Regions from separate parts of the Homo sapiens genome. Here all the other regions are linked to region 3. Evidence: chromatin contacts called from ENCODE Hi-C or POLR2A ChIA-PET data. All regions are on one chromosome and are shown on one strand. The core of a region is the stretch at or near the end of the contact, and the rest is flanking DNA. Distances in the headings are between cores, read along the strand shown. Region 1 holds the start of HK2 (hexokinase 2). Region 2 holds the start of MOB1A (MOB kinase activator 1A). Region 3 holds the start of NAGK (N-acetylglucosamine kinase). Region 4 holds the start of MTHFD2 (methylenetetrahydrofolate dehydrogenase (NADP+ dependent) 2, methenyltetrahydrofolate cyclohydrolase).

Region 1 (6,942 bases), core at 555-3,054, 3.8 Mb before region 3:
ATTAATATGCCTCCTATGCCCTCGGGACCGCCAGAATGGGAATATGAGCAGGTTGTCGCACAGAACGGTAATGGCAAGACATTTTCCCAAAAATGTGTTCCCATCAGATATTGAAATTCCAAGTATGTAACTGAGCAACGCTCCGTTGCCTCACAGCTCTTAAAACAACCTCCCTCCAGCTAATCCCCTCCCAACTTGTCCCCTACCTCAAATCGTAGCCCAGGCCCGGGCCAGGAGCCAATCCCCTAATCCCGGGCATTTCAGAAACTCAATTCTGAGCGCGCCCCTGGCCCTGCCCGTCCCCGGCCCCGGCCCCATCCCCACCCCCATACCCCGAGGCGGGGAATGAGAGCTTCCCGGCTTGGCCTGAGGCTCTTTCTTATGTAAATGACCCGGCCGCGGTGAGCGCTCAGCCATAGGGAGCTGCGGAGCCAGGTGGGAACAGACAGGTCGAGGCTTAAGGAAAAAAAAGCTCGTTTTCGGAAGGACATAAATCTCAAGAATCTCAAGTAATCCAGGAACGCGGCGCGTTGGCCTCTCCGAGTAACTTTTAGGGCAAACCAGAAAGTAACAACCAAAGTCCTCCCCTTACTCAGAGGCAGATCCTGAGGACACGAGGCTGGGCGGTCCCGAGGCTGATTTGGAGGGGCGGGGGTTAATGGGGGACGCCCCTCGCCGAGCCTCAGTTCCGGGCGCCACAGTTCCGGGGAGGGGGCGCGGCGGGCGGAGTTCCTCTGCCCCTTTCCTACTCCTTCCCGGGTCAGCTTCTCCTCGAGCCCACCCCCGCAGGGCCGCGGGGAAGGAGAAGGGAACCGCTCGTCTCCTACACGCGGTCCGCGAGCGCGGACGGCCCCCGGCGGCCCCACGCGGCAGCGGAGCAGCCTCCCGCAGCCACGATTCTCTCCACGTGCTCTCGCCGGAACTCGCGCTGCAGAAGGGGGCTCCCTCCCACGTGGGCGCAGCAATCCCTGACTACCTGCGGGGTGACCCGCCCCTCCAGTAACAGGGAAAAAGGGACTGGGGGAGAGAGCGTGAGCGCGTGCCGGAGCTCAGGGAGGGAGGGCGCCCGGCGGAGCGCGACCTCGGCTCCCCGCCCGCGCGCACTCGCCGGCTGTGCTTAGCGGACGTGGCTCCTGGCGCCCAGGAGTGTCCCGGCTGCCCAAACTTTTTCCGCTCCCAGGCCCGGAGTAGGGAGGAAGCGGGTCCCCGCAGGGTCGAGGAAGAGACTGATGGAGGCCAGACCACTTTGCCAGAGCCCAGCCTGCCGCCCCGCCCGCGCTGACTTACCTTCTGCACTTGGTCATGGTTGAGCTCCGTGAAGAAGTAGGCAAGCAGATGCGAGGCAATCATCCTGCCGCGGCCCGACGGCGCAGAGTTGGGAAACCGAGGCGGAGACGCGAGAGGGGAGGCGGGCGGCGCGGTCCGACTGCTTTGTGCTGGGGCTCGGCTGCCGGGCCGGGAGCTGGGAGTCCGGACGGCGCACAAAGAAGGCTACCGGCGAGGGTGCGCCCGGCTGGCGGAGGGCGCGGGTCTCCGGAGACGTGATTTTGGCGTCACAACTGCTAGAAGGCGCCTCAGTTCTCTCCTGGCGACGTGTCCGGTTGTCCCACGTCAAGGCGCTAACTTCGGCCACAGGATCACTGAGGCTCAACTTGAGAAGAATCTCAGCCCGGCTCCACTCGGGCAGTGGGACCTCTCCGATTCACAGGCGCGTGGCTCGGGCCCGCGGATTTTCTTAGCTGGGTGACACGATGTTGCCAGCGGCAGCCCGGGACTCCTGCGCCGGAGTTTCATGCAACAATGTGGCTTATTGAGGGGCTGCCGGCCCGCGGGCCTCCGGATCAGTGACGTGCGCACGCCCATTGGCTGCGCGGGGAGGGTGTGTGCGCCCACGGACCGCCCGCCGCCGTGGCGCAGCCAATCATCGCTCACGGCTCGCGGGCGCGGCCGCTCAGACACCGGAGCCGGCAGCCTGGGGAGGCGCGCCGGGGGCGGGGGGCGGGGGAGGGGCGGGGCGCCTGAGATGGGACGTGTGGTCCGTGGCTAAAGGCTGGGACGGAAAGGCGCATGAGCCACCGCCGCGTCAGGCTCGGCTATGGGTGGGGGGAGCGTGATCGCGGACCCGGGGTGTGGGGCGACTGGAAAAACGGGCCTCTGGACCAGCACACGCCCTGTGCGGAGAGACACTGTCTGGCATCTCGGGATCATGTGAGGGGCTCCCACTGCCCAGTCACACGTCTAAAGCATCCTAGTTCTTACCTATTGTAGCACGGCCGGAAAGTGAGCCGCCTTAGCTGCTGATTGTACTAGAGCAGGCAATACAAGAGTCGGCCCATCCTCAAAACCACTGATAGGATGTGAGTTTCACTAACCCCGTTTTACAGATGAGGAAATTGAGGCAAGGCCAGGGCTCACACCTGTAATCCCAGCACTTTGGGAGTCCAAGGTTGGAGGGTTGCTTGAGACCAGGAGTTCATGACCAGCCTGGGCGACATAGTGAGACCCCCATCTTCCCAAATAAAAATAAATAAATCAGCCGGACATGGTGGCATGTGCCTGTAGTCCCTGCTGCTCAGAAGGCTAAGGTGGAAGGATAGCTTGAGCCCAGGAGTTCGAGGCTGCAGTGAGCTATGATCATACCACTGTACTCCAGCCTAGGTGACAGAGGGAGACCCTGTCTCAAAAAGAAAAGAGACTTACACGAGGTCACATAGCTAATAAGTGGCAGATAGGGAAGAGAACCCTTGTCCCTCTACTTTAAGGCCCTATTCGCTTGCCCCATTATCCCATGCTGCCTCTCTAAGAGCCAGAGAAGTAGGAGGTAGAAAAAGAGCATCTCTGCAGCTCTGGGACTGATGATGTGAATGAACTGGGTAGATGGTAAGTGTGTAACTGGGTGATCTTGGACATGGGATGGGGTGGGTGAGGAGGCTTACCAATGCTGAGAGGAGTGGAAGCTCCAACCCCAGCTAATGCTAGACACCAGACTCCAAATTTAAACACACAGTGGAAACTGGCAAGAATGAAATACTGACTTCAATACAGATTTCAAGAGACATGACATTAGCACTGGTGGAGAATGGCAAGCCTAAGGTTGGAAAAGGTTCAGGGAAGGAAGATGAAGGTCTGCCATGTTCTACTGAGGAGGAGTTTTTCAAACAGTGGGGTGCTGTCTGCAATGTGTACAGCCTTAAAATTATTATATAAGTAATCAATACTCATTGTTGAAAAATAATATATGGATAAACAGGAAAAATAAACAAAAATCATAATCCATCTAGCCTCTCAGCAAAACTTCCTTTTTTTTTTTTTTAAAGCAGGGACTCGATATGTTGCCCAGGCTGGTCTTGAACTCCTGGGCTCAAGCAGTCCTCCCACTTCAGCGTCCCAAATAGCTGGGATTACAGATGTGCTCAGCAAAACTTCTTGAGAACTATGTACCCTTCTAAATGCACGTCCTCAACCCTCCTTCCCTATACTCCACACAGAATTGAGCTCAAACTGCTTTTGTCATAGTCATCATAATGACCTACATGTTGCCAAATCTTGCATTCTCTTCTCTTCCCTGCCCTTGTCTTACTCCTTCTCTCAGGGATGTTGAGGACAGTTAATCACATCCTCCATCTGGACACACCTTCCTCTCTCAGTAAGAGCACCAGTGCTCCACTCTGAGGGTTTCTGGCTAACCTCACTCCCCAGGCTCCTGAGTCCCTGTTTGCTCTATTGGTAAATGCTGGGGTATTCGGGGCTGCCCTCCACCCTCTTCTCTGAACTAGTTACAGTTTCAAACTCCCTGAGGAGAAACTAACTTCCTAGCCCCATGACTGTTATATCATATGCATGCTGATGACTCACCATAGTAAATCTACAGCGAGGTCCTCTCCTGGAGTTGCAGGCTTATTTCTCCAGCTTGCCATTTGTCATCTCCACTGAAGTGACTAGCATATCACACTTAACATGTCCAAAGCTGAACTCAACTTTTTTTCCCAAATCTTTTTCTTTCCCAGTTGTCTCAGCAAATGGCATCGCCATCCACCCTAACTCGTCTTCGATTCCTTCTTGCCACTCACCCTCACAGCCAGTCAATCCATCAGCAAGCAGTTAATTCCACCTATAAAACAGACCGTGCATCTGACCACTTATCTCCATGCCCTTAGACACCTCCTGAGATCTTCCCACAGAATACTGCTTGGCATTCACACTAGCATGCTTTCCTCAAAAATACAAACTCTTTCTCACCCAAGGGTCTTTGCTCTTCCTTTTCCTTCTATCTAGAATATTCTTCTCCAGGCCTGTCTCCAACTCATTCTTCCTCCTCATTGACGTTCCACTCAGATACCTCCTCATGATGCAGGGCAGGCAGGCCCCAAAATTTGGACTTAGCCTGGGAAGATTTTTGGCTTCACCCAGTAAAGAATTCAAGGGATGCCGGGCGCGGTGGCTCACACCTGTAATCCCAGCACTTTGGGAGGCTGAGGTGGACGGATCACGAGGTCAGGAGATCGAGACCATCCTAGCTAACACGGTGAAACCCCATCTCTACTAAAAAAAAAAAAAATACAAAAAATTAGGCGTGGTGGCGGGCTCCTGTAGTCCCAGCTACTCGGGAGGCTGAGGCAGGAGAATGGCGTGAACCCGGGAGGCGGAGCTTGCAGTGAGCCGAGATCGCGCCACTGCACTCCAGCCTGGGCAACAGAAAGAGACTCCATTTCAAAAAAAAAAAAAAATTCAAGGGCAAGCAGGTGGCATTAGACAGCAGCTTATATTGAAGTGGCAGTGTACATCAGGAGCAGAGGCACTGGTCTTTGCAGAGCAGGGCTACCCCATAAGGCCGTGTGCCCAGAGTAGCAGCTCAGAGGCAGCTCTGCACTCATATTTCTACCCACTTTTAGTTAACATGCAAATTAAGGGGCAGGTTATACAGAAATTTCTAGAAAAAGGTTGGTAACGGGTTGTTGAGTCATTGCCATGGAAAGGGGCAGTGACTTCTAGGTGTTAAATCTGGAACTCTAATCTAGAGTCTGGTCCCGAGTCTTAGCCCCCACCTCCAGAGTCAAGTCCCCACCTTCTACCTCATCAGGCTTTCCTTGACCAGTTTATCTCAAATAGTTCCCCAAGTCACTATCACTTGGCCCTAGTTGATTTCCTATTTATTTTCGCTATGTTCTTCCTCTCCTCAATAGATGATAAGCTAAAAGACAGCAGGGTCTGTGTCTGTCATTCCTTCAAGTTTGCAGTGCCTAAAATGGTGCCTGACGCATGGCAGACATGCAATAAACATTTATTGAATGAATTCATAGAAGAATCTTAGAGATGACTACTGTTCACATGTTGTGTAACAATACACACACACATAGAGTTTATAGTTTTATATATTATTTCCCAAATCTTTTCCCATTTCTCTGTCTACCCTAGATCATATGCCCAGTTATCTCTCACCTGACTGGAACAGCCTCATAACTGGGCTTCCCTCTTCAGATATAGACACCATAAATATATAGACTTAGATATTTAACAAAGATTCTTTGTTTGTTTGTTGTTTGTTTTTTGTTTTTTTTAGATAGGGTCTTGCTCTATCGCCCAGGCTGGGGTGCAGTGGCACAATCTCGGCTCACTGCCACCTCCGCCTCCTGGGTTCAAGCGATTCTCCTGCCTCAGCCTCCCAAATAGCTGAAATTATAGGCACTCACCACCATGTCCAGCTAATTTTTATATTTTTAGTAGAGACAGGGTTTTGACATGTTGGCCAGGCTGGTCTCAAACTCCTAACCTCAAGTGATCGCCCATCTCAGCTTCCCAAAGTGCTGGGATTATAGACATGAGGCACCACACCTGGCCCCAAGATTCTCAAAGCAGGAAATTATACAATCGCGTTTGCTTTTTTAGGGCCATAACTGCCCTCCATGTGGATGGGGAGGGAAAGAGGTCAGAGACCAAAGGCAGAAAGAGGCAGAAGCTATAAGGTAAGACTAGGACCTAAGCCAAGATGAGAGTGGGGCAGGGAGGAAGGTTATGGGTTTAGGTATTGTGAAGTCAGAGGTGGAACTGATGGATTTGGCTGGGGTGGGTGAAGGAAAATGAAGAGGAGGATGCCTGCTGCCTAGAATCGGATGGAAATTCAATAGCCTGGTGCTACAAAATGTATTGTCTCCAGGCAGGTAGAACCAAAGCCAGTGGGGTTGGGTCAGCTATGATACTTTCTTCACACACTAGTTTTAATGCCTCTTCTCCACTCCCCTCTGTGGTCCCATTTCATGTGAACCGGATAATAATCATAAGGAACTTTAAGTACATGTTATCTCTTACAAAGTTCCCAGTAATCCTGGGAGGTGGTTGGAATCAGTATTGTTATAGGCCAGGCACAGTGGCTCATGCCTGTAATCCCAGCACTTTGAGAGGCCGAGGTGGGCGGATCATGAGATCAGGAGATCGAGACCATCCTGGCTAACACGGTGAAACCCCATCTCTACTAAAAATACAGAAAAAATAGCCGGGTATGGTGGTGGGCGCCTGTAGTCACAGCTACTCAGGAGGCTGAGGCCGGAGAATGGCGTGAACCCGGGAGGCGGAGCTTGCAGTGAGCAGAGATCATGCCACTGCACTTCAGCCTAGGGGACAGAGCGAGACAGGTCTCAAAAAAAAAAAATTGTTATTAACCCCAATTGATACACAACAAACGGAGGGGAGGCTACCCACATAAGGCTGACTTGTTTCTGTGGTTCTTCTGCCTCTGAACTCCATTCCTCAAGTTTATTATTTATTGAATCTCAGATCTCTCTTATACATACGTGCACATGTACACACATGCACACACAGAGATGTTGAAAATTGAAGAGACAGATGGTCATGTAATTTATATTCCACAGCCCTAGGAAGGAAATCAATCAGCAAAGATTAGTAAACCCTTACAGTGTTCAGGACACTCTCCTCAAAGTGAAATAC
Region 2 (6,291 bases), core at 1,660-4,159, 3.1 Mb before region 3:
AGCCAAGAAGTGAATAAAACTTCTTCGGTCTTTGTATAGACCTTGTCTGGTAGGGAACAAATTGTCCTGTAGCAATTAGCAATGAACAATTTCTTTTTCTCTCTTTTACTGGAAAAATCTTATCTTTGATATCTAAGTGAACTATGTTGATATCGTGCTTAAATATTGATTGAGGATTTTTCCCTAACCCTGAAATCCTCCCTCCCTGCTACCCCAACCAAATTTAGCCATCCTGAAAGGTTTTTCTTATAAATAGCTGGACTTCTATCCTCAGTGATTCTTCAACTTGAAGAAAAATACCATTGAAAGAGGGAAACCTTTCATGAATTTCTTTTTTCCCATGTTATTTGGAAATTGTTTTTATGATATTATTTAAGTAATATAAATTACCACAGAAGTATAAATAGATGTACCTTTTTTCTTTTTTTTTTTTGAGACAGGGCCTCACTTTTGTCACCCAGGCTGGAGTACAGTGGTGTGATCTCGGCTCGTTGCAGCCTCTACCTCCAGGGCTCAACCCATCCTCCCGCCTCAGCTTCCCAAGTAGCTGGGACTATAGGCGTGCACCCCCACACCCGGCTATCTTTTTTTTTTTTTGTAGAGATGGGGGTTTGCCATGTTGCCTAGGCTGGTCCCAAACCCCTGAGCTCAAGTGATCTGCCCACTTTAGCCTCACAAAGTGCTGGGATTACAGGTGTGAGCCACCTCGCCCGGCCTAAATCTGTGTTCCTATATTTGTAACTTCCATATAGCGATATCAAATCGCATTTATTTATAAATCAAATTCCAAAAAACTACAAAAGTTTAAAAAATTAAAATTATTAATTTATTTTTTTCAGGGGAGGAAAAAGAGTATGTAAATTTGCTTTACATAACTGACTGAAAAATATATTCAAGAAATAGTAAATATAATTTAATACAGTCTCATGTGCCCTAACATCATTAACTTAATGTGACAAGTGATATATGAATGAAATAAAATTACTGGAAACATGAACATTGTGCAGTCAGGTACAGGGCAAACTCCTTTACATTGAGCACCCTGCACCACCATTTGCTGAGCTATGACTGAAGTCTCCCACTATTTTCCTTTTGTTTTCTTCATTCCACCATGGTGGAATGAAGGCGTTGCTTGGCTGTCACTTGGCATTAATACCACACAAAAGCCTGTACATGAATGTTCACGACAGCATTATTAATAATAGACAAAAAGTGGAAACAACCCAAATGTTCCTCAACAGATGAATGGGTAAACAGAATGTGGTATATTCACATAATGGAATATTACTCATCCATAGAAAGAAATAAAGTTTTTTTCTTTTTTCTTTTTTTTTTTTTTGTTTTAGAGACAGGATCTGGCTCTGTCACCCAGGCTGGAGTGAAGTGGCGCCATCTTGGCTCACTGCAGCCTCCATCTCCTGGACTCAAGGAATCCTCCCGCCTCAGCCTCCCGAATAGCTGTGACCACTGGCACACACCATTACGCCTGGCTAATTTTTGTGTTTTTGTAGAGGCGGGGTTTCACCATGTTGCCCAGGCTGGTCTCGAACTCCTGAGCTCAAGTGATCCGCCAGCCTCAGACTCCCAAAGTGCTGGGATTACAGGCGTAAGCCACAACTGTGCCTGGCCAGTAATGAAGCTTTGATACATGCTACAATATGGGTGCGTTTTAAAACATTATGCTAAGTGAAAGAAGTCAGTCACAAAAGACCACATAATGTATGCTTCCATTCACAGTGTATATGAAATGTCCAGATTAGGTAAATCCATGGAAATAGAAAGTAGAGTAGTGGTTGCCAGGGGTTGGGAGGAGGGAGGTGGGTAATAAAGAGTAACTGCTAATAGGTATGGGGTTTCTTTTCGGGGTGATGAAAATGGCCTAAAATTATGGTTAGGCTGGGCGCGGTGGCTCACGCCTGTAATCCCAGCTTTGGGAGGCCGAGGCGGGTGGACCACTTGAGGTCAGGAGTTCAAGACCGAGACCAGCCTGGCCAACATGGCGAAACCCCGTCTTTACTAAAAAAAAAAAAAAAAAAAAATACAAAAATTAGACGGGTGTGGTGGCGCACGACTGTGATCCCAGCTACTCGGGAGGCTGAGGCATGAGAATCACTTGAATCTGGAAGGCAGAGGTTGCAACGGGCCGAGATTGCACCACTGCATTCCAGCCTGGGTTACAAAGTGAGACTCTGTCAAAAAAAAAAAAAAAATTAGTGCTGATGGTTGGCACACTTTGAAAACATAAACAAAGCCGGAGGCAGTGGCTCACACCTGTGATCCCAGCATTTTGGGAGGTCAAACCAGGAGGATCCCTTGAGCTCAGGAGTCCAAGACCAGCTTGGGCAACACAGTGAGACGCTCGTCTCTGCAAAAACTTTGAGAAAATTAGCCGGGCGTGGTGGCAGGCACCTGTGGTCTCAGCTACTCGGGAGGCTGAGGCGAGAGGATCACTTAAGCCCAGGAAGTCCAGGCTGCAGTGAACTGTGAACTCCAGTCTGGGCGACAGAGCGAGACACCTCAGAAAAAAAAAAAAAAAAGAAAGAAAAAACCGAAAAAGACCACTAGAGGGTACATGTTTAAAGGACAGATTTTATGCTATGTGAATATATTTCAAGTAAAAATTAAATTAACAATTTTAAAAATTGCAGGAGTACGCAGCGCTTATAGAGGTCCCTGCATAACCTAGGGAGCGGGATCGAAACCCAGCAGCACCAAGATACTCTAAGAGCAGGACCAGCCACTGCCCCTTCCGCAGGACCGCCATCCTCGCCACGCCTCCGGGGGAGGGAGGTCCTGGCTTGGAGAGCGATGATTGGCCGAGTTCTAGGACGAGGCGGAGCGAAAGGGGGCGCGACAAGTCCCTCCCGGCGCAGCGAAACCTTAGCTCGCGAGATTTTGTTGGTTCCGCATTTCGGGTCTGCGAGGTGGGGTAGGCGGGCAAGGCGGGCGCCGAGGTTTGCAAAGGCTCGCAGCGGCCAGAAACCCGGCTCCGAGCGGCGGCGGCCCGGCTTCCGCTGCCCGTGAGCTAAGGACGGTCCGCTCCCTCTAGCCAGCTCCGAATCCTGATCCAGGCGGGGGCCAGGGGCCCCTCGCCTCCCCTCTGAGGACCGAAGATGAGCTTCCTCTTGTGAGTGGGGTCGGGCCGCGGGCGCCGGGCCTGCGGGCCGAGGTTGTGGGGGAGGCCTCCCCGGACCTGAGGCGAGGGCTCGGCCTGGGGGCCGAGGCGGGGGCGGGGTAGCTGGCGTTTGTTTTGCCTCTGTTCGGGTCCGCGGGGGAGGCCGAGATGTTGGGAGAGGCCGACAGAGATGAAGGTCGAAGTAAAGGAAACGGAGCGTGAAGGCTGGGGAGTAGAAAGGCCCCGGGGCCGTCGCGCCTCCAAACTTTTCCGCCCGAGCGCCCCCGAGGGCGGGGAGACGATCTGGGGGCGGAGCCGCGAGCCCCCAGTTTCTCTTGTCTCGAGCTTCTAGAAACCGTCCTTGCCGACTTAACTCGTTGCTCGGTTATAGGTCCAGTTTCATTATTGTCGGTGTTAAATGCCGCCCCAGGAGAATGTGCGTTGCCGCAGTTTGAGAAGCTTGAAGTTAAGATGCTGGCCTTGGAGTCGGATCGTTCTGTCCAGTTCTGATTCTGCCCACTTACTGGCTTTGATTTTAACCAACTTCTCTTGTCCTCGGTAGAATCCTGTGTTTTTAATCATTATGTAATATACCATACAGCATTATTATATAGTACATTGCAGTATTATAAATAATTTGGAAAGTTAAAACAAATTCATAGTCCCATTGCAGAAACACAGTATTGCCATTTTAGTGCACTACAGCAATTAACTTGATAGGCATACCTTAGAATCTCATTTTAGAGATAATGCCTGAGCCCAACCAAACAAGGCTAAAATGAAAAAGCTTGTAAATTCCCTGATGATTCTTATGCACATTAAGGTTTGAGAAGCATTGCTCTGGCACAGTATTTTTTATTCTCAGGTGTCTCTCTCTACCTTGTATATTGCTTAAATGTGTGTTTTGTGATTGAATAATTATCCAATTTTAGTTATGGATGTAATCCACATGCTTGACATTTTTATTAAATACAATATAAAAACACTATATAGTTTTTTTTTTATTTTTTATAACCAGAGTTTACCCACTTTATTGTGAGAAACTGGGATTCCTTCCAGTATTTACTATTATAAAATAGCACTACTCAGAATATGTTTATCTGCGTCTCATTTTCCTTCCTTTGGGTTATTCTCGTAAATGAATGGTCTCTAAAATACGATTACCTTGTCAAAAAGCCTGTATGATTTAGATTTAACTTCCATATTAATAGAAGTATTCCTCCCTCCTCCACTTTTTTCTTACGAGTTGATATTTAATTAGTGAATGCACAGTTGCTTTGTGGACCTTAATACGAGACTTTTTCTTTTTTTTTATTTTTTGAGACGGAGTTTCGCTCTGTCCTCCAGGCTAGAGTGCAATGGCACGGTCTCGGCTCACTGCAACCTCTGCCTCCGGGGATGGCACGGTCTCGGCTCACTGCAACCTCTGCCTCCCGGGTTCAAGCGACTCTCCTGCCTCACACTCCCGAGTAGCTGGGATTACAGGCGCCGGCCACCACACCTGGCTCATTTTTGTATTTTTAGTGGAGACTGGGTTTCATCATGTTGGCCAGGCTGGTCTCGAACTCCTGACCTCAGATGATCCACTCCCGCACTCGGCCGAGACTTTCTTTTTTTAAAACTTGGCCTTCTTGATGGACACTTGAGTTGTTCCCGCTTTTTGGCCATTATGAATAATGCTGCTGTGAACATATGTGACAGGTTTTTGCGTGGATGTATGTGTTCATATCTCTTGGGTATATACTTAGGAGCAGAATTGCTGGCTTAAGTGGTAACTATGTTTAACCTTTTGAGGAACTGCCAAACTTCAAAGTGCTGCACCATTTTACATTCCCATAAGTACTCTATGAGGGGTCCAATTTCCCCACACCTCTCATAGCACTTGTTAATTTTCTTTTTTTTTTTTTTTGAGACAGAGTCTTGCTCTGTCGCCCAGGCTGGAGTGCAGTGGCTCAATCTCGGCTCACTGTAAGCTCCGCCTCCCGGGTTCACGCCATTCTCCTGCCTCAGTCTCCCAAGTAGCTGGGACTACAGGCGCCTGCCACCATGCCTGGCTAATATTTTGTGTTTTTAGTAGAGACGGGGTTTCACCGTGTTAGCCAAGATGGTCTCAATATCCTGACCTAGTGATCCGCCCACCTCGGCCTCCCAAAGTGCAGGGATTACACGCGTGAGCCACTGCGCCCGGCCTTGCCTGTTTTTAAATTGGGCTGTCTTTTTGAGTTGTAGGACTTCTTTATACATTCTAGATACAAGTCTTTATCACATCTATGATTTGCAAATATTTTCTTCCTTGTTCAATATAGTTTTTTTTATCATGTTAAAAACTTTTCAGATATGATTTTTAGTGTTTTCATCATTCTTTTTTACCTCCTTTTTTTTTTTTTTTTTTTTTTTGAGACAGGGTCTCACTCTGTTGCCTAGGCTGGAGTGCAGTGGTGCGATCTCAGCTCACTGCAACCTCTGCATCCCGGGTTCAAGCAATTCTCCTGCCTCAGCCTCCCAAGTAGCTGGGATTACAGGCACTTGCCACCACGCCCGGCTAGTTTGTGTGTGTGTGTGTGTGTGTGTGTGTGTGTGTGTGTGTGTAGTAGAGGCGGGGTTTCACTATGTTGGTCAGGGTGGTCTCAAACTCCTGACCTCAAGTGATCCACCCGCCTTGCCCTCCCAGAGTGCTGGGATTACAGGTGTGAGCCACTGCACCCGGCTCTTTTTTACTTCTTAATCAGTCTTATTTAAATTCCAAATTACTCAGGTAAAGTAAAAGTCCATAGTTCTATTCCATTCCTCTTCCTAGAAGTAATCACCAGTTTTGATGAGTTTAGTTTTTGATATTTTCTATGTATTTACAAAATGGGCTCCTGCTGTACGTTTGGTTGTGTATTATGTTTAACCATGTATTAGATCTTTCCCTGTGAATACGTGTACTCTGTCTGGTTTTCTTAACTTCTATACAATATTCCATGATATGGATGTACCATACTTTAATTCAATCCTCTACTGATAAACTTGAGGATTGCTTCTAGGTTTCTCCCTATTAAAAACAATCTTGGAAAAAAATTCTTATCCATATCTAGAGGAGATATTTAGAAGTAGAATGGATGGCTTGAGGAGCTTTTCAGTATTAATAGATACTACCATATTGCCCTCCCAAAATGTTACACTTTATACTTTCA
Region 3 (6,295 bases), core at 2,503-5,002:
TTAGAGGGAATGTGGCTCCTTGCCCAGCCGGTCTTCCAGTGACTCTACCTGCTTTACTGGGATTGTGCTAGACCCGTTCTCACAGTGATATTCACTCATACCCTAAACCATCTTATGAATACAACTTCCTCTATTTTATAGATGAGAAAACTGAAACTCAGAGTTTTGGAACTTCGCCAACATGGTATAGCAGGCAAAACAGGAACTGGGATTCAAACACCAATCCCATGACACCAAAACTCTTTACACTATCACAAGGCCACCCCACTTCCTCCTCAGCACTGACAGCTTCCCCAGCCTGCCTTCCTCACTACACCGCCCCCAGGTGGTCCCTCATCTGCAGGGGAGTTATGTTTGACCCCACTCCTGGATTCCCATCAAGAGACCTTTCTTGCCCTTCCTCCTGCTGCCTGGTCCTTGCTCTGGCAGAGACTTAAACTACTTAAAGAGTTGAGGGGAATATAAGAGTGGCTGCCTTCTGGATATTTGCAGAACAAGTTTTGTCAGCTATATCTAAGGGGCTTTCCCAAAAAAACCAGTTCTCACTCTCACCCCTCCCTCCACTTCCTCACCATCCGGTGTAGCTGTGGCGATGGAGCCGGCGGCATCGGTGGTGATTAAGTAGCTTTCACTCAGGTAGGGAAATCGGTCCCTCAGCTCCTCGATCAGGATCCTCCCCGCGTCCTCCTGGTCCCCACCGCTCAGAGATAGGCCCTAGGCCACGCGGGAGGTGAGCGAGTGTGCAGAGCCCCAGCCCCAGCTCTTTTCTCAACCCCCGCCCCCTCCTGATGCCTGATTCCTGTTCTCCCCATCTGGCCATACCCTGTTCACCCAGCCCCAGTCCTCCTTTCTCCCCACACAATGACCCCTCAGAAGGCTGTGGTTATAAGAACAACCTGGACTGGGGATGGACAGAAGAAAGAGGGGATTCAACAATGCCAGCTTTGGAGCTTGGAAGGGCAGTAGTGCTCTTAACAGAAAGATCAGGCAGCGGGGCAAGGTGAGGGGAGATGGAGAGAGGTAAGCTTGGTTTGGTATACACGAGGTTTGCCTGTGTCTGCAGAACATCTCACATATATGTCCAGGGAGTAGCTGGAGCTACCGCAACTTGGGAGAAAGATCTGAACCAGGAGTAAATAATAGCTAACATTTAATGAGTGCTTATGGGTCAGGCTCTATACTAACCACTTTGCAATGTATCATGCCATTTTACTTTCCCAACAACTCTGAGGTAGCTACTATTCACATTTTCCAAATGAGGAAACTGAGGCTTAGAGAAGGTGAGTAACCTACACAGGGTTACGCAGATACTGAGCAGCAAAGCTGGGATTCAAACCAAGGTCTCAGCAGCTCTCCAAAGCCCTGTGCTCTTCCAACACATTTGTAGTTTGTAGGTGGCAACTGAAGCCATGAGACTGGGTGAGATTATGACAGTTTTGACACCAGGGACTAAGTCTTGGAGGTCTTTCCCTCTGCAGTCATCAAACTCATCTAGTCCAAACTTGCTAGCTGTCTCAGTGTCACAGATGGCTGAATTCCCAGGCTCCGCCCCAGACTCACCAAGCTTCGCAGCGGTACCAGAGGATCCACCCCTGCTTTCCGTTTGGCCCTGTTCACCATCTCATTGATCCTCTCCACACACTTGTCTGTCCCGATCAGCTGGCCCCAATCAAGGGAAGAAGGAGTTACAAAGGCTTACAGAAGCTATGTTGCCCCCACAGGCTGCTCTGTGAGTCCCAGCCACCACCTCAACAGGAATTACAGAGAATAAAATCAGAACCAAGCCCTCTGATCCCCTCAGTGTGGTTTTTACCCAGTGGTTTGTGCTCAGTCCATCTGCTTCTGCCAGGATCTTCCCATCCTCTGAGACTAAAAGGACCTCGGATCGTGTGCCTCCCCTACAGAACACAAGAGGGCACTTGATCTTGCTCGGAAAAACCCACAGAGAGAGCTAAGCTTGTGCTGTCCACACTGGCAGAGCCCAGTATGATGGAGGAGACAGCTTCGACAAACTCAATCACCACTCCCAAACCCGCCTCTGTGGTTCAGTGTTTGAGTGCTCTTTAACTGAAACATAATTCTCACTCCTCTTCCCTTGGGGATGTCCTCCTTATCCTGCAAGACTCTACTTACGCTTCACCTAGTCCTCGAAACCTTTTCTGAGGTGTGGCCCACCCCAACGAATTAGTTAAGTCTCCGTTAGTTAAACCTTCATAGTGCCTCCAAAGTTATTAAAGTCTCCTCTGTATGAAGTGTGTGTTCAGACGCTTTGTGTCCGCCTCTCACTAGACTTCAAGCTCCACTGGGTCAAGCTCCTGATCACTTACTTACCCTCTCAGAACGAGCACAGGAGCTGGCACAGGCAATGCTCAGCAAACACTCCTAAGAAAAATGGCACATCTCTCTGCTTCCCTCACAATAGCTAAAGACTGCATTTCAAGATCCAGCTGCCAAGGTCTTCAAGACACCTTTGCTAGAAATGCTGACCAGATGGCAGGGTGACTTCATACATACTTAAGCAACTAAACCTTCAAATGTTGATTACTGGGGGTCACAGTAGTTCACAGGGAGATCTGTGGTGATGGGATATATGTTTCTTTATTGATCATTACTTTTAGGAATGGCAGAAGAAGACACTGAAGACCGCTCATCAAACTCAAAGAGGACATGAAATTTCAAGGGGGTAGTTAATACATGAGGTGGCAGATTCCACATCCAAAAGCATGTCTTGACGAACTGGAAGAAACGGGTCATATCTTACAGATGACTATAACAAGGATGAATGCAGACTCCTATACTGTTTTTTTTAAGTGCTACAAATACAGGATGGGAAAGATCATTCCTAACAATTCATGTGAAAAGACTTTGGGGTCTGTGAATCAGCAGTGGGGTGTGGCTGCCAGAGAAGTGAAAACAATCACAGATTCGAAAGTACAGTGCCCTGGCTGAGAGGCCAGCGACCCCCATTATTCCCTGATTTGACAAACTCAGATTCACAGAATGTTGCCACTGGCAGGGACATAGCGATCTTATTTATCCCTATCCTCACTTTGCACATACGGTAACTGTAGCCCAGGGAGGGTAAATATCTTGTCCATGGTCATACCCAGGGGCAGAGCTATTACAAAAAGTTCAGTAAACAAGCTTCTGAGCAGAAAAATGCAATCTAGTGAAAGCAGCATGGAAGGCCAACAGGGATGGAGCGGTTTTCAGACATCAGGACAACCTAGTACTCTGGCTCGCAGCTGCTCCAGCTCCCGGATAACCTCAGCCAAGATCTTTGTCCCGCTTCTCCCCACTCCCACTCCCCACCCTGCCCGCGCTCAGCAATTTCACACCTGACACCTGTTCTGCAAAACTCTGTCCGAGGTCAGGAATAGGAAAAAGGAGCTGCTTCTCCAGCTGAAGACAGCGGAGTGGGTGTTTCGTGGAAGAAAGGGGCGTGGTTCCGCCAAGAAACACAAAGGATCCCCAACCCGGGGTGTGGCTGTTGCACAGGCAGAGTCCCCGTAAGGCATACAGCTGTGCGCTCCAGGGCGCCCCTGCGCGTGCACACACCTCTTCACCGCAAGGTCCCGCCGCCCAAAGTGCCCGGACGCCGAGGATCAAGGCCACCAGCTTGCCAGGCTGGCCACGGCCTTCCGCCCCGCCTTCGGGCCCAGGCTCCCTCCGCCGGGCCGCACTCACCCCTCTACACCCCCATAGATCGCGGCCATGCTGCTGCTACCGTCGCTGCTGGTCCCGCCGTTTGCGTCTCTCCCCGCCTGACACCTCCTTCCCTCCAGCTGTCTGGGCACCGCCCCACTTCCCGTGACCTCCCGCGCAGCCAGCTGACTCCCTGTGCGCGTGCGCATGCGCGGGGCGGGGCGCCGGTAGGAGCCGGGGATGGCTGCGTCCCTCAGGCTGTCTTCCTTCTGGTGTCTCCTCCAGGTGGAGCGACTGCGGTCCGCAGCGGCCCCTCCCGTCCTCCTGGATCCTGCTTCCAGAGATGGACACTAATCCCAAGAGGAGGAATCAAAGAGGGGTATCTAGGTCGGTCGGACCCTTAGGACACATCACTGACCTGCCTGCCTGTAAACGCCCGGAAGTTGCTGGCAGTCCCGCGTTAGGTTGCGCGTGCGCACTGCTCTTGGCCGCGTAGGTTGTGACGCATGCTCGGCCAGACCCCCGCGAAGCTGTGGGCTCAGGGACCTGCGCCCATGGACCTGTAACAGAAATTACTGTAATGTTCTACTGAACATCTGCCACGCGATGGCGAGTCACACGGGCACACACGAACACTCGCTCAGATTGTTGCCCTGCGCTCGTGTGAATGTACGGATCCGGGAGGAATTGGGACCTAAACAGACAAGCCCTCGAGGCGGTCCCGGCAGCCCTGAGGAGGGAGCCTTCACCTCTTCCTACCCACCCAGTTTACTTCTTGTGGAGGATATTTGCAGGGACATAGCCCACTGGGAGAACTAGCAGATACGGCTTTACAAGTTTTTTATTGCCTTTCAGCCCCCATTCCGCTCCCCTTCCTTGCGCTGCGTCGGGAAAGGGAATGGGATCCCTAGGGGTGCAAATACAGGCCAAGTCAGGGAGAGCTGTGGCTCCTGAGGGCCTCCTCTGGCTCCTCCGGGAAGTTTTGGGCCCTCAAGGAGCAGCTTCGCGGGCCAGGAGGGCGGTTAGCTGCCCTTGGCATCTTTTTGGGGAAATCAGTTGGCCTGTCGCGGGTCGAACTCTGTCCCCCTTGACTGCCTGCCATCTTCTGGAGAAACCCCTAATAGGCTGCTGTGTCTGGTTATGCTTTAGTGAGAAAATTAGGCTTTTTAAGCTTTCTCATTTCCTACCCTACCACGTTGTAATTCACAAAAGTAAAAAGTAAATCACTACATGATAGACTCTGTATCATGTATTCATTTATAGAATATATATCATATATTCTATATCAGATGGAGAATATAATAGAGGGTAGGATTTTTTTATGCCTGCCTATGGCATTTTTTTAATTCACAGCACTTTAGAGCTGGAAGATTATCCAACATACACATTTTTAGAATTACAGTTAGTAGATTGTGGTGCAATTAAACTGGGCAGGATTTTTGGAGACTAGATTGTAGGTGGATTTTGAAATAATTGTTTCTGTCCTGTACTACTGCAATGAGCCATGGGACGTATGTGTATAAATATTAAGTTTGTCTTTGTATTGCTTGTTTAGGCAAGCAAGCAAAAGGGAAAGTGCCCAGGTTTAAGACAAGAATTGAGTTCACCATTTACTAGCTGGATGAGCTTGGGTGACTTACAGGTAATTGCTGCAGCCTCTCCTCTACAAAATGGAAATGATAAACATCTACCTGCTGGGGCTGACGCAAGATTTAAATGCCAAAAGAGTTTTGGAAACCATAAAGTACTTCACAGATCTTAACTAACTTGTATTTACATTACCAATTAGTGTGTGCTGTCCTGCACAGTATCCATATGTGAATACTGAGCACTTGAAATGTGGTTAGTCCAAAATGAGATGTCCCGTCAATGTAGAATACACACAGGATTTCAAAGACTTACTACAAAAAAAGAGTGTAAGATACCTCATTAGTCACTATTATATGAATCACATGTTGAAATAACATTCTGGATGTAGTAGATCAAGATTATAGATTACTAAATTTTGCCAATCTATTATATTTTTTAGTGTCACTACTAGAATATTTAAAATTTTGACCTACATATTTCTGTTGTACAACCCTGTTGTCTCTATCTGGACCATAATATTTCAAAGTCACTGAATGCCTATTTATGAAATAAATAATGGCCATATAATTGATTTAAAGAAGAAAGTAGCCGGGCGTGGTGGCTCATTCCTGTAATCCCAGCACTTTGGGAGGCCGAGGGGGTGGATCACCCAAGATCAGGAGTTCAAGACCAGCCTGGCCAACAGGGCGAGACCCTGTCTCTACTAAAAATACAAAAGTTAGTTGGGCGTGGTGACAGGCGCCTGTAATCCCAGCTACTTGGGAGGCTGAGGCAGGAGAATCACTTGAACCCAGGAGGTGGAGGTTGTGGTGAGCCAAGATTGTGCCATTGCACTCCAGCTTGGGTGACAAGAGTGAAACTCCGTCTCAAAAAAAAAAAAAAAAAAAGAATAAATAAAATACGTTTATGTTGTACATTATAATTCTTTTTGTTTGTTTGTTTGTTTGTTTGTTTTGAGACAGAGTCTTGCTCTGTCGCCCAGGCTGGAGTACAGTGTGGCGTGATCTCAGCTCACTGCAAGCTCCGCTTCCCGGGTTCACGCCATTCTCTTGCCTCAGCC
Region 4 (6,796 bases), core at 798-3,297, 3.1 Mb before region 3:
CTGCCTCTAAAGTCCATTGACTTCCTAATCCCACTGTCTCCTAGGCTACTATTTCTCCAACCATAGGTTTATGTTCCTGAAACTCTCATACCATCCAACAAAGAAAAAAAAAAAAAGAATGCAGACTCATATTTTTAAAAGGATACAACTTTTTAAAAATAAGCAGTATTTAAAAATAAACAGTATTTTAAAAAATAAGCAGCAGTAAGAAAGCAATATGTGGGAATTGTAAATAGCAAATGTGCAGTACAGATAATATGGATTGCTTTCAGAGATGTGGATGAAGCTTACTTGTTCTTTCAGAAAGGTAGTGAAAAGAGCATTTGTTATTGGAGAGTGTAGACAAACTGGCCCAGTTCTTTAGGTAATGAATGAGAGCATCTTTATAAATCTCTTTTGGACCATGGAAGCCTAGGAAAGGTCTGGTCCACAGTCACATGAGGCCAGCACTCAGGAAGAGGGAGAAGGGGAGAAAACACACAGTAACGAAACATGGGGGAGGTCAAGAGTCAGACCAGGGAAAACCCTGAAAGTCCCCTCCCACGTTTTCCTTCAAGAACTCATTGCTCCAACAAGCAGCGCCTTTGAAATATTTCTAACAGCATTTCCGCACTGACTGGAAATTACACGCGTGTTCTGCCCCTTGTCAGGAACATGAGCTCCATTAAGAACAGTTTTTCTCATCTTTGAATTCGCACAGCTTGGCATAGTGTCTGGTACACAGTGAACGTTAGATGAAAAAAAGAAGGGGCTGATGTTGTAAGGTGCAGGGCTCTAACAATGCCAACAATGCCAGCGCTCTAATGACCGACCAAATCACCTTCCCAAGGAAACCCAAAAATGCAAACAGAGCTTTTCCTTTCCTCCTCCCCTGTATATTTTTCCCAATTTTGTTATTGTGGTAAAATTCACATAACATAAACCTTATCAACTTTTTTTTTTTTTTTTTTTTTTGAGACAGGGTCTCGCTCTGTCGCCCAGACTGGAGGGCAGTGGTGCAATCACGGCTCACTGCAGCCTCGAACTCCTGGGCTCAAGCGATTCTCGTGCCTCAGCCTCGGCGCGTGTCACCACGCCCGGCCCATCTTAACCATTTTTAAGTGCAGTTCAGTGGTATTAAATACGTTCATATGTTGTGCAACCATCACCACCATCCATCTTCAGAACTCTTCATCTTGTAAAACTGAAATTCTGCAAGTACCGCTGAAATATGGGTACTTGTCACTCTCCATTCCCCCTTTCCCTAAGGCCCTGGGAGCCTCCCGGATGTTTGCCACCTCTATGTACGCAGCCCGGCACTGACAGGCTCTGGTGGGCTGCAGCCAAAGCTAGGGTGCCCAGAGTCCGTTCATGTTCCTGGCAGAGCGGAGGCAGCGCGGGCCACTCCCACCGGCGGAGGGAGGAGGGCGGCGCGGGGACCCCGAGCAAGTCGGCTCCGCGATTTCATCAGCTGCAGCAGCGCCCTCCGCCGCTAGGGTCCCCGCAAGGACAACTCGCCGAGGGCTGCTCTTTTGGAACCCTCGCCTGTTCTCCCCCAGACGACTCTCAGCATCCCAGCCAGAGGCGGCCGGCGCTGTCGGAAGGCTCCGCGTAAACTGATGCCTTCGCGTTCCGCACGCCACCCCCGTCCCGCCCGCCGACTGGCCACGGGCCCCGGCGACGCCCCGAGTCGCAGGAGAGCGGCTCCCTCCGAAAGGCGGGCTTCGGGTACCAGCCCTCCGCGCCGAGGAAGCGCCCCAGTCGAGAGCTGCGGCGGCGCTCGGTGCCACGTCGCCCCGCCACACCCCTCAGCGGCCACCACCGCCGGGGCGGAGATGTTCGGGAAGGACTTCCCTCGGTGTCCCTCGGGGGCCCGGCGTGCCCCTCGCCCTCCGTTCCCCTCAGCTTTCCGCGCTGACCGAGCTCTGTGACCCTCTTACCGAACTGCCGCGAGGTGGAAAGGGCGAAGGCGAAGGGAGCAGCTGTGCGCGGGCTGCAGCAGCCGGGCAGCCAAAGCAGACATTAGAGAAGTCGCAGCCATAGACCGCGCCGGTGACTGCGCCGGGAGGGAAGCGCGCGCGCGGGCCACGCGGTTATACTGCGGCCTCGTGGCAGGCCCCGCCTCCCTCCGCCACCCATTGGTCCCTGCCGCATGCCACTGGCTGTCTGTTGAGCCAGGTGGAGCCGAAGGGGCCAACCGGTTTTCTTTATTAAACGTAAGCGAAGTCCGAAAGAGCCCTGCTTTTGATTGGAGCCAGAAGAGCCTGGAGCGAGGTCCTGTAAGGCGCTGAAGCCTCGGCAACGTGCCATGATAGGCTGAGGAAGTCAAACTCCTGCCTGACGCCGCTAGTGTCACCGAAGGCCGGACAACACAAGAGAAAAGTTCATTCATTCATTCGTTGAACAATTATATGAGCGCCTACTGTGTGCCAAGCACTGTAAAGGGTGGATGAAAAGACAAGCTGATAGAATGCCAACGAACAGAAGTAAAAGGAATGATGGAGTTAGAAAATCACCATTTTCCAAAATCAGTACATGGTGGCGCGTGACTACAGTACCAGCTACTGGGGAGGCTGAGGTGGAAGGATCACCTGAGTTCAGGAGGTTGAGGCTGCAGTGAGCTGAAGGCGCGCCACTGCACTCCAGCCTGGGCGACGAGAGTGAGACCATATCTCAAAACAACAACAAAAAAAGTAAAATCATAAAAGATATTCAGAGACAGACGTCAGGGTTGCATGTGCAACCCTGATTCAGAAGCAGCAATAGATGTCAAAACAACTGGGTGAAAGTTGGATGAGGAGCAAGATATTTACATATAGGGTTGCCAGATCTAGCAAATAAAAACACAAGATGCCCAATCAAATCAGAATTTTAGATAAACACTTTGGGAGGTCATATTTATACTTTATTTATGGCTTATCTGGAATTCAGATTCAACTGGGCTTCCTGTATTTTTTCCCGCAAACTTTTTGCATAGTCTCAAAGTATCTCTCCCGCAAGGAAACTTAAGGAGGGCAGGGCGCGGTGGCTCACTTCTGTAATCCCCAGCTCTTTGGGAGGCCAAGGCGGACGGATCACCTGAGGCCAGGAGTTCGAGACCAGCCTGGCCAATGTGTTGAAACCCCCGTCTCTACTAAAAACACAAAAAATTATCTGAGCATCGTGGCGGACGCTGTAATCCCAGCTACTGGGGAGACTGAGGCATGAGAATCGCTTGAATCTGGGAGGCAGAGGTTGCAGGGAGCCGAGACTGTGCCACTGCACTTCAGCCTGGGCAACAAAAAGACTCTGTCTCAAAAAACAAAACAAACAAACAAAGAACAGGGGAAACCAATCCTGTCAACACCTTGACCTTTACTTCTAGCCTCCAGGAAGGAAAGGAAAATGGTAAATTTACAGTGAAGAAACATGACAGTTACTGCTTCAACCACGTGATCAAAGTTAGCACCACCCAGTAAGGGAACACACATATATGCCTTCTGATAGGATCCATTGAGGAGACACATCACTTCGTAGCTCTTAACAAGTCTGTAAATTTAATAAGGTGATTTTCCTAAACCAATGAGTCTCCTAAAAACGGTTACAGATTCCTCATTTCACATTGAGAAGAAAGATCACAGACCTAGAATGTTAAAACTGTCCAGGAAAAAAAACAGTTGTAAAGCTTTGGAACACACTAGTAGATCTTAATCTATTCACAAGGAAATATCAGACAAGCCCAAAGTGAGAGATATTCTACAAGATAAATTGCTTGTACTCTTGACAGCTCCAAGGCCATGAAAGACAAAGAATGAGAAACTGTTCTCCATTAAAGGAGCCTAGGCATGACAGCTAAATGCTGTTTGATTCTGGATTGGATTCTGGACCCAAAACTTTTTGTCTTTCTTTTTTTCTCTTTCTTGCTTCTTTTTTTCTCTCTTTTGCTATAGATGACATTATAGGACAATTGGCAAAATATGAATAAAGTCTGCAACTAGCTAATAGCATTTTATCAGTGTTAGCTAATCGCATGCAGTAATGTAAGAGAATATATTGCACTTGCTTCTAGTACTAAAGGACCATGTCTGTAACTTACTTTTGAATAGTTCAGAAAAAAATAATGCTTTGTATGTATAAGTTGGCTAGGGCTGCCATAACAAAATAACACAGACTGAGTCATTTAAACAACAGAAATGGGCTGAGTGCAGTGGCTCACGCCTGTAATCCCAGCACTTTGGGAGGCTGAGGCAGGCGGATCACCTCAGATCAGGATTTTGAGACCACCCTGGCCAACATGGTGAAACCCTGTCTCTACTAAAAATATAAAAATTAGCCAGGCATGGTTTCACATGCCTGTAATCCCAGCTACTTGAGAGACTGAGGCAGGAGAATTGCTAGAATCCAGGAGGCCGACGTTGCAGTGAGCCGAGATCGCACCACTGCACTTTAGCCTGGGCAACAGTGAGACTCGATCTAAAAAAAAAAAAAAAAGAAAGAAATGTATTTTCTAACAGTTCTGGGGGCTAGAAGCGAAGGTCAAGGTGTTGGCAGGATTGGTTTCTCCTGAGGCTTGCAGTCCTTGGCTTACAGAGGGCTGCATGCCTGCTGTGTTATGGCCTTTTCTGTGTGTGCACATGCAACCCTGACGTCTCTCTCTGAATATCTTTTATTATTTTACTTTTTTTGTTGTTGTTTTGAGACATGGTCTCACTCTCGTCGCCCAGGCTGGAGTGCAATGGTGCGCCTTCAGCTCACTACAGCCTCAACCTCCTGGATTCAGGTGATCCTTCCACCTCAGCCTCCCCAGCAGCTGGTACTGTAGTCATGCGCCACCACATCAGCCTAATTTTTTGTATTTTTAGTACAGACCGGGCTTCGCCATGTTGCCCAAGTAAGCCTTGAACTCTTGGGCTCAAGGAATTCACCTGTCTTGGCCTCCCAAAGTGCTGGGATTATAAGCATGAGCCACCATGCCCGGCCTCTCCGAATGTCTTAATCTCCTCTTATAAAGAAACCAATCAGATTAATTTAGAGCCTACCCTAACAGCCCCATTTTAACCATTTTAATCATTGTTTTAAAGGCCTTATTTCCAAATAGAGTCACATTCCAAGGTCAGAGTGTCAACACTGAATTTTGGAGAGGATACAATTCAGTCCATAACAATGTATATACATAAAAAAAAAACCCATAAAACAAGTGGCAAATGTAAAATATTAACAAGTGGGGAAGAGTATACAAGTATTCTTTGAACTTTTCCTGTAACCTTTCTGTATGTCTGAAATAATGTCAAAAATTTTTTAAAAGACCAGTAATTTTTTTTTCTCTTCTTTTCTTTTTCTTTTTTTTTTTTTTTTTGAGATAGAGTCTCACTGTGTCACCCAGGCTGGAATGCAATGGCATGATCTTGGCTCACTGCAACCTCCGCATCCTGGGTTCAAGTGATTCTCGTGCCTCAGCCTACCAAGTAGCTGGGATTACAGGCATGTGCCACTATGCCTGGCTAATTTTTGTATTTTTAGTAAAGATGGGGTTTCCCCATGTTGGCCAGGCTAAAAAGATCAGTAATATTTATGCCCTTATGGGGCATGGAGTGAGGCAGGCATACAATGAATAAGAGACTAAGAAAAAGAATGTGATGCTGAGAGCCCACAAAACAATGGATATGGAAGGTTTAGAGGTCAGAGAATGGCCTACAGGTTATATAACTGGTGATAAGACTGGGTGTGATAATTTGCAGATCCTGTCCCCAGTACGCTGTGGGGAGGAGGCACCTTAGAGTTACTTGAACCTAGCAACAGTGATTGAAGAGGGAAAGGAAATACACATTTCCCATCTTTTAAGGAAACTAACCCTCCATCCCTCTGCAAAATTTGGGAAATTTTCTTTTCCCAAAATGTGAACTTTCAGGAATGAATTGAAACCGCCTTTGCAAACATTGTTAACAGCGATCTAACATTTAGTTAGACCACTTTCATTAATGATCTGATCTAACCAACTTCATCTTGCCTTTAACTTCCAAACTTCCCTTGGTCATTCCTGGGCATGGACAAAACTATCCTTGAAACACCCAAACTTTCTGGGAGGCTGATTTGAGTAATAATAAAACTCTGGCCTGGCGCGGTGGCTCATGCCTGTAATCCCAGCACTTTGGGAGGCCGAGGTGGGTGGATCACAAGGTCAGGAGTTTGATACCAGCCCGGCCAACATGGTGAAACCCCGTCTCTACTAAAAATACAAAAAAAAAAAAAAAAAAAAAAAAATTAGCCAGGCATGGTGGCATGCACCTGTAATCCCAACTACTCAGGAGGCTGAGACAGGAGAATTGCTTGAACCCGGGAGGCGGGAGGTCACAGTGAGCCACTGCGCTTCAGCCTGGGTGACAGAGCAAGACTCTGTCTCAAAAAAAAAAAAAAAAATTCCAGTCTTCGGTTTAGCCAGCTCTCTGTGTATTAAACGCTCTCTGTATTATAATTCCTGTGTCTTGATAAATGGGCTGTATCTAGGCAGCAGGCAAGATGAGCCCACTGGGGAGTTACGAAACCCATGTGTGAACATTATTATATATTTTTAATATGCTTCACAAAAGGACCTGCTTCTACGCTCCCACTCTCTTAAAATATCATTTATTTAGACTAGGCTAAATAGTCTAACAGGCTAAATAGTCTAACAGGGTGGCTCATGCCTGTAATCCCAGTGCTTTGAGAGGCTGAGGTGGGAGAATTGCTTGAGCCCAGGAGTTCAAGACCAGCCTGGGCAACATCGTGAGACCCCATCTCTACAAAAAAATAAAAAACTTAGCCAGGCGTTGTGGTGCACACCTGTGGTCCCAGCTATTCG

What was found. A loop is a pair of places that touch in the nucleus more often than their neighbours do. ChIA-PET counts read pairs that join two places held with the same protein, here RNA polymerase II (POLR2A). Pooled maps may share reads with other maps.
Region 1: a map of naive thymus-derived CD4-positive, alpha-beta T cell shows a loop between it and region 3 (7-fold over the local background). The contact joins the promoter of HK2 here to the promoter of NAGK in region 3. A Hi-C loop is called at or near these places in 1 of 168 maps with a recorded cell type or tissue (naive thymus-derived CD4-positive, alpha-beta T cell), 1 of 37 single-sample maps with no recorded cell type and 9 of 50 pooled maps.
Region 2: a map of OCI-LY7 shows a loop between it and region 3 (11-fold over the local background). The contact joins the promoter of MOB1A here to the promoter of NAGK in region 3. A Hi-C loop is called at or near these places in 1 of 168 maps with a recorded cell type or tissue (OCI-LY7), 1 of 37 single-sample maps with no recorded cell type and 6 of 50 pooled maps.
Region 4: a loop to region 3 is called in a pooled map, with 7 times the contacts of the local background. The contact joins the promoter of MTHFD2 here to the promoter of NAGK in region 3. A Hi-C loop is called at or near these places in 1 of 37 single-sample maps with no recorded cell type and 5 of 50 pooled maps. POLR2A ChIA-PET finds 5 or more read pairs at or near these places in 2 of 52 experiments (OCI-LY7 and activated naive CD4-positive, alpha-beta T cell).

Annotation. Positions count from the first base shown.
Region 1 is chr2:74,828,989-74,835,930 of GRCh38, reverse strand. HK2 (hexokinase 2) reads right to left here and starts at 1,804. Exons shown (of 18, transcript NM_000189.5): 1 at 1,288-1,804. The coding sequence starts at 1,350. HK2-DT (HK2 divergent transcript) reads left to right here and starts at 1,944. Exons shown (of 1, transcript NR_185897.1): 1 at 1,944-3,276. RefSeq lists enhancers at 363-432, 210-1,086 and silencers at 663-912, 1,833-2,062, 2,243-2,312.
Region 2 is chr2:74,175,497-74,181,787 of GRCh38, reverse strand. It overlaps MOB1A (MOB kinase activator 1A), which reads left to right and starts at 2,909. Exons shown (of 6, transcript NM_018221.5): 1 at 2,909-3,127. The coding sequence starts at 3,114. RefSeq lists enhancers at 1-112, 3,201-3,884 and silencers at 3,148-3,337, 5,057-5,249.
Region 3 is chr2:71,066,105-71,072,399 of GRCh38, reverse strand. NAGK (N-acetylglucosamine kinase) reads right to left here and starts at 3,752. Exons shown (of 10, transcript NM_017567.6): 1 at 3,688-3,752; 2 at 1,814-1,898; 3 at 1,561-1,659; 4 at 573-714. The coding sequence starts at 3,716. RefSeq lists an enhancer at 1-12 and a silencer at 3,467-3,526.
Region 4 is chr2:74,193,866-74,200,661 of GRCh38, reverse strand. It overlaps MTHFD2 (methylenetetrahydrofolate dehydrogenase (NADP+ dependent) 2, methenyltetrahydrofolate cyclohydrolase), which reads right to left and starts at 2,047. Exons shown (of 8, transcript NM_006636.4): 1 at 1,920-2,047. The coding sequence starts at 2,020. RefSeq lists silencers at 1,289-1,378, 1,509-1,788, 1,979-2,118 and an enhancer at 1,827-2,385.